2 separate regions of the Homo sapiens genome follow, and region 2 is linked to region 1. A link is a loop called in an ENCODE intact Hi-C map of the cell type or tissue named here. Cell type or tissue: transverse colon. All regions are shown on one strand. Each heading gives the region's core, and the rest is flanking DNA. Links, peaks and the distances in the headings are about the cores only.

What was found. Hi-C counts contacts between places; a loop is a spot of excess contacts. Peaks named below come from ENCODE experiments on the same cell type or tissue, not always from the same donor. Only the 100,000 strongest peaks of a DNase experiment are listed, where the experiment ranks them.
Region 2: it touches region 1 in a loop (10-fold over the local background); 2 of 110 quality-filtered maps call a loop at or near these places.

The regions. Positions count from the first base shown.
Region 1 is chr7:98,598,006-98,600,918 of GRCh38, forward strand. No RefSeq gene overlaps it. Among named protein-coding and RNA genes, the nearest start is that of NPTX2, 18 kb to the right of the region's middle. In transverse colon, for the core only: no CTCF peak of the experiment used is centred there; a DNase peak (open chromatin) is centred at 1,456.
Region 2 is chr7:98,657,844-98,660,756 of GRCh38, forward strand. No RefSeq gene overlaps it. Among named protein-coding and RNA genes, the nearest start is that of NPTX2, 42 kb to the left of the region's middle. In transverse colon, for the core only: no CTCF peak of the experiment used is centred there; no DNase peak of the experiment used is centred there.

The DNA.
Region 1 (2,913 bases), core at 275-2,774:
GGTATGCACCACCACACCTGGATAATTTTTAATTTTTTTGTGTGTGGAGACAGGTATACCATATTTTCTTTATCCTTTCATCCGTTGATGGACACTTAGGTTGGTTCCATATCTTTGCTGTTGTGAACAGTGCTGCAATCAACATTTAAATGCAGGTATCCCTCCGATATACTGATTTCTTTTCCTTTGGATAAATACCCAGTAGTGGGATTACTGGATTCTATGGTGGTTCTAGTTTTAGATTTTTGTTAGAATTCTGAAGGCATCACTCCCCTGCCCTGTAGAGTTCAGTGCTGCTGCTGAGACACTTGATGCCATTCTAATCCCTGATCCTTCCTATGTGAATTTTTACTGTCTTGGAAGTTTTGCTTTGGGGACTTCTCTTTGCCTCTAGTATCCTGAAATTACATTATTACGTGCCTTACTGAAGGTCTATTTTGCATGGGGCCTTTGGTGGCCCCCCTCAATCTAAGTCCCTATGCCCTTTATCTCTGGGGACATTTATAAAATAGCTTTATTGAGATATAACCTATATACTATAAAATTCACCCATGTAAAGTGTACAATTCAATGGTTTTCAGTATATTTACAGAGTTGTGCAACCATCATAAAAGTATCTCCATCATCACCAGAACAAACCTTCTACCCATTTGCAATAATTTCTCAATCTCCCCATCACCAGCCCTAAGTCACTACCAAATGACTTGGGGAATAATTCTTAAGAATTATTACTTTAATAACCACCCCCTCCATTTTCATTGTTCTCTGTCTAGAATAGCTGTTATTCAGGTATTGGATCCCCCAAGTGATGTTTTAATTTTCTTACCTGCTCTCCAATTTCCATCTCTCTCCCTTTGTCTGTTCTGCTTGAAAGGAGACCTCTGGCTGGGCACGGTGGCTCATGCCTGTAATCCTAACACTGTGGGAGGCTGAGGTGGGAGGATCGCTTAAGCCCAGGAGTTTGAGACCAGCCTGGGCAACACGGCGAAACCCTGTCTCTATTTAAAACAAAAAAATAATAAATAAATAAATAAATAAATAAATAAATAAATAAATAAATAAGGGAGAGTTCCACAACTTAGCTTCCAAAACTTCCATTGAAGATTTTATTTGTTACAAAATGTTTAACTTGTTTTCTTGTTCTCTGAATGTCCTTTTGTAATTGCCTGTTCTTGCTTCATAGATGTACTATCCTTTTTTTAAAGAAAATCTCTGAAGATCTCACTTGAAGGTTTCTTCTGCTCCTTGCATTGTTTCCTTTAAGCTCTTCCTTTCTTCTGTTTATTTTGGTCTCTGACTTTCACAGTAGAGCTTCCTCAATATGAGGTGATATTTGACTATAGACTCATGCTTGGGAATGAAGCACTCAGAAGTCCTCCGGTCTATGTGGCTGTGACTTATTGGCTGGTGATCTTTCCCACAAAGGAGTGGTTCCAAGCCCGCCCTGGCAGCATGCTTTTATCACCAAGGAGGCTTTAAAACCAACACAAATGCCAGGGCCCTGCCCCTGGAGCATGTGGTTGAATTGGCTGGATCCCTGACATTCATATATTTAAAAGCTTCCCAGATGGTTCCATTGTCCAGGGGGAAGAAGCTCAGCTGGGGTACTGGCCCCCTTCACTGGGAGGGACCTCAACTACCAATACACAGGACATGCTTTTTTTCTTTAGGCTTATCAGATTCCTTGGAAGAGAATCTTTCAATCTCCCACCTTATGGGTAGGTGTCTAAGGTTCTATGACCCTACTGGGGGAAGTGGCTGAGGGTCTCTTTAATCAGTACATAGGTATGGAAATGCTGGGGTTGGGTGCAGGGGCTCATGCCTGTAATCCCAGCAGTTAGGGAGGCTGAGGCGGGAGGATTGCTTGAGGCCAAGAGTTTGAGACCAGTACAGGCAATATAGTGAGACTCCATCTCTAGAAAAAGAAAAAAAAAATAGGTAAGTAGATGCTCATGCTATTCGTGCTCTCTGTATAGAAGTTGCACACTTGTTCAGGCACGATGGCTCATGCCCGTAATACCAACACTTTGGGAGGCCGATACGGGAGGATCACTTGAGGCCAGGAGTTTGAGAACATCCTGGGCAATATAGCAATACCTCATTCTACAAAAATTTTAAAAATTAGCCAGGCATGGTGGTGCGTGCCTATAGTCCCAGCTACTTGGGAGGCTGAGCTGGAAGGATAACTTGAGGCCAGGAGTCAGAGGCTGCAGGTAGCTATGATTGTGCCTCTGCACTCCAGCCTGGGAAACAGAGCAAGACCCTGTCTCTAAAATAAATTTCAAAAACACAAAACCAGAAAAAGAAGCACACTTAACTGTGCCTTGTGTGCCTGTGCCTGGAATCGGAGTGTAAATATCTAGTGTAATCAGCACTAGCATCAACAGTGCCTAGAAATTTGCTAGAAATGCAAGCTCTTGGGGCCTGCCTTGGATCTGCTGCCTCGGAAGCTCTGAAAGGTGGGGCTCAGCCATCTGCCCCTGGACAAGCCTTCCAGGCATTGGGCTACTGGCTCACCTTTGAGAACTACTCCTCTAGTCTTCTACTGGGGAGGGAGCACAGACATTCAGTTCAAACTGGGGAATGGCATTTGAGGATCCAAGCGCTTCTCCTGCAGTGTCTCAGCTGGTCTTCCAGTGTTCAGCCTGACCTCCACACCCACTGTGAGAAGTGTCTGGGTCCCCAGTGCCTCCATCTGAGATTTTGTATTAGAAAGCAGTGGGCCGGGCACAGTGGCTCATGTCTGTAATCCCAGCACTTTGGGAGGCTGAGGCGGGTGGATTACTTGAGGTCAGGAGTTCGAGACCAGCCTGGCCAACATAGCGAAACCCCATCTCTACTAAAAATACAAAAATTAGCCAGGTATAGTGGCGCATGCCTGTAATCCCAGCTACTAGGGAGGCTGAGGCATGA
Region 2 (2,913 bases), core at 192-2,691, 60 kb after region 1:
GTCCCCTCTGTCCTCGCCCCGACCCTGACGCATCAGAGCCGGGACACTGGTGACTTTCCTGGGGAAATCTCTAGATGTGACCTCTATGGCCGGGGACAGGGGACTGGGTTTGAGTCTTGAGTCCTTTCCAGCAAGCGCCTTCCCGCTTGGAGCCTTGTTTCCTTCCTGGATAAATGGGCGGGGAAGCATCACGGAGGTGTGCGGGTTTAATCGGCACATGCGCTGCTGCCTGCAGGCCAAGCTCAGGATAAGCTCTTGCAGTAAATAGCAACGTTTATGTCCCTCGACTCCTGGCTCAGAGACGCGACCCAGGTGGGAACTTGATTCGTGAAACCCATCAGGGAGGAAGAGTCCCGACCTATGCATTGAAGGACGGGGTGGACAGAAAGAAGGAACAGCAGTTAGAAGAGCATTGGCGGGTCCTGTAGCATCTGAGTCCCTGCTTGGACCAGCTTTCTGGGAGTAGGTGTCTGTGGGCTGCAGCCCAGCTTTGAGCACCCGAGGACGTAACACCTTACCACTCTTAGGGTTGACAGATAAAATACAGGATGCCCAGAAATATCTGAATTTCAGATACACAGCAAATTATTTTTTAGTAGAAGTATATTCCAAATATTACATAGGATAGACTTATACTGTAAACTATTTGTTTATCCAAATTCAAATTTTTAAAAATCTTTTCGAAACTAGGTCTCATTCTGTTGCCCAGGCTGGAGTGCAGTGGCACGTTCACAGCTTACTGCTGTCTGGAGCTCCTGGGCTCCTCCCGCCTCAGCCTTCCCAGTAGCTGGAACTACAGTTGCGCACCACCACACCTGGCTAATTCGTTTTTTTAAGTGGAAATGGGGGTCTCACTATATTGGGCAAGCTGGTTTCGAACTCCTGGGCTCAAGCGATTCTCCAGCCGCAGCCTTCCAAAGTGCTGGGAATACAGGCATGAGTCACTACGCCTGGCCCTGGATTCAGATTTAACTGGGTATCTTGTATTTTTATTTGCAGAATCTGGCAACCATACCCGCCCCTTAGCTGGCCCCCCTCCACTGATGACTAATGGCCAGGTGTAAGACAGTCTTCCGAAGGGGCCGTAAGACCACCATGGGCTCAAGATAGACATTGAGTCCTGCCCTCGCCCACCTCCTCCTCTCTCCACCTCCACATCTTGGTTTCTTGTCCTCCGTGTGCAAAATGTGCTTTCCTGCCCCACCTACGTCTCCACATATGAAGAATCAATAACAATTTTAGAGAGAAAATACAGTTGTCATGGAAAAAAAATGGAGTGAATTCAGAGTTCATTAGGCAAGTTAATCAAATTGTCCAGCCGTGTCTTGCTATTTCTGGGAACCATCTGGCCCGCCTGATCGATGTGATTCCAGGTGGGAAGTGTTTGGGAGTGAGGGTAACCGTGACTTCTCTGAGGTCACAGCACGGAGATGCCAGGTAACCGGATGGGAGGGCTTGGCATGTCCCTGGGAGGCACTGGGAATGCATTGTCCCATGCCTGGGCAGGGGCAGCTTTGGCTGGGACCCTCCATTGGCACACACACCCCCCTTTCTCTTAGAGCTGCACATACATAGAAAGAGGAACCAAGGCTGGGCACAGTGGCTCACACCTGTAATCCCAGCATGTTGGGAGGTTGAGGCGGGCGGATCACCTGAGGTCAGGAGCTCGAGACCAGCCTGACCAATACGGAGAAACCCCGTCTCTAATAAAAATACGAAAAATTGGCCAGGTGTCGTGGCGCATGCCTGTAATCCCAGCTATTCGAGAGGCTGAGGCAGGAGAATCGCTTGAACCTGGGAGGCGGAGGTTGCAGTGAGCCGAGATTGCACTACTGTACTCTAGCCTGGGCAACAAGATCAAAATTCCATCTCAAAAAAAAAAAAAAAAAAGGAAAAAAGAAAAGAAAGAAAGAAGAGGAACCAAGAAGCCGCCACTGGCTGAGCAAGGCCTGCTCTTTCACCAGTATTTCTAGGGCTCAGTATTTCTGGGGCTTATGCTCTGTGCCTGCTGCCGTTCCAGGTGACAGTTAATACAGATGAGTCCCTCAGCCTCCCAGGGCTCATATTTCAGCCAGAGAGAGACAATCAGCAAAGAAACAAGGACTTGCAGGAAGACCACCTTCTCCAGTTGCAGGTGGAGCCACGGGACCTGCCCAAGCTGGGCCTACTCTGTTGATAGCAAAATGTCAAGTTTTATCTTGTAGCTATAACAGCTGTAAGTCATGTAGCCAAGGCATGAATGGTAGAAAAAGCTTTGAGGCTGGGTATGGTGGTTCATGCTTGTAATCCCAACACTTTCAGAGGCAAGAGGATTTCAAGGCAAAAGGATTGCTTGAGTCTAGGAGTTTGAGACCAGCCTGGGCAACATAGTGAGATCCCATCTACTCAGAAATTTTAAAAATTAGTTGGGCATAGTGGCACATGCTTTGTTGTCCCCATTCCTTGGGAGGCTAAGGTAGGAGGATCACTGGAGCCCAGGAGGTTGAGGCTGCAGTGAGCTGTGATCATACCATTGCACTCCAGCCTGGGCAACAGAGTGAGACACTGTCTTAAAAAAACAACAACAACAACAACAAAAAAGGGTGGTGGGGGAAAGAAGGAACAAAAGAAAAAGCTTTGACCTCTAACAACACTGGGAATCAATAATTTCTCCCCTTGGAACCAAGAAGACTGGGACATGACAAAAAACCTAAATACTGAAATTCGTCCACAAGCGAGGGTCTGTTGGCCCAGAAGATCTGGGGCTAAAATCCACTTCAACATACCTGACTATAAATTGTCCATTTTGAAGCCTTCCAACCAGATCCTGCCATGCCAACATTCCTAAATCCTTTCTCTTGCTCTTTGATCCCTTAGAATTTGCCCCAGACTCCAAATTAGAGAGACAGATCTGAGTCTGCCTCCTGTCTCCTG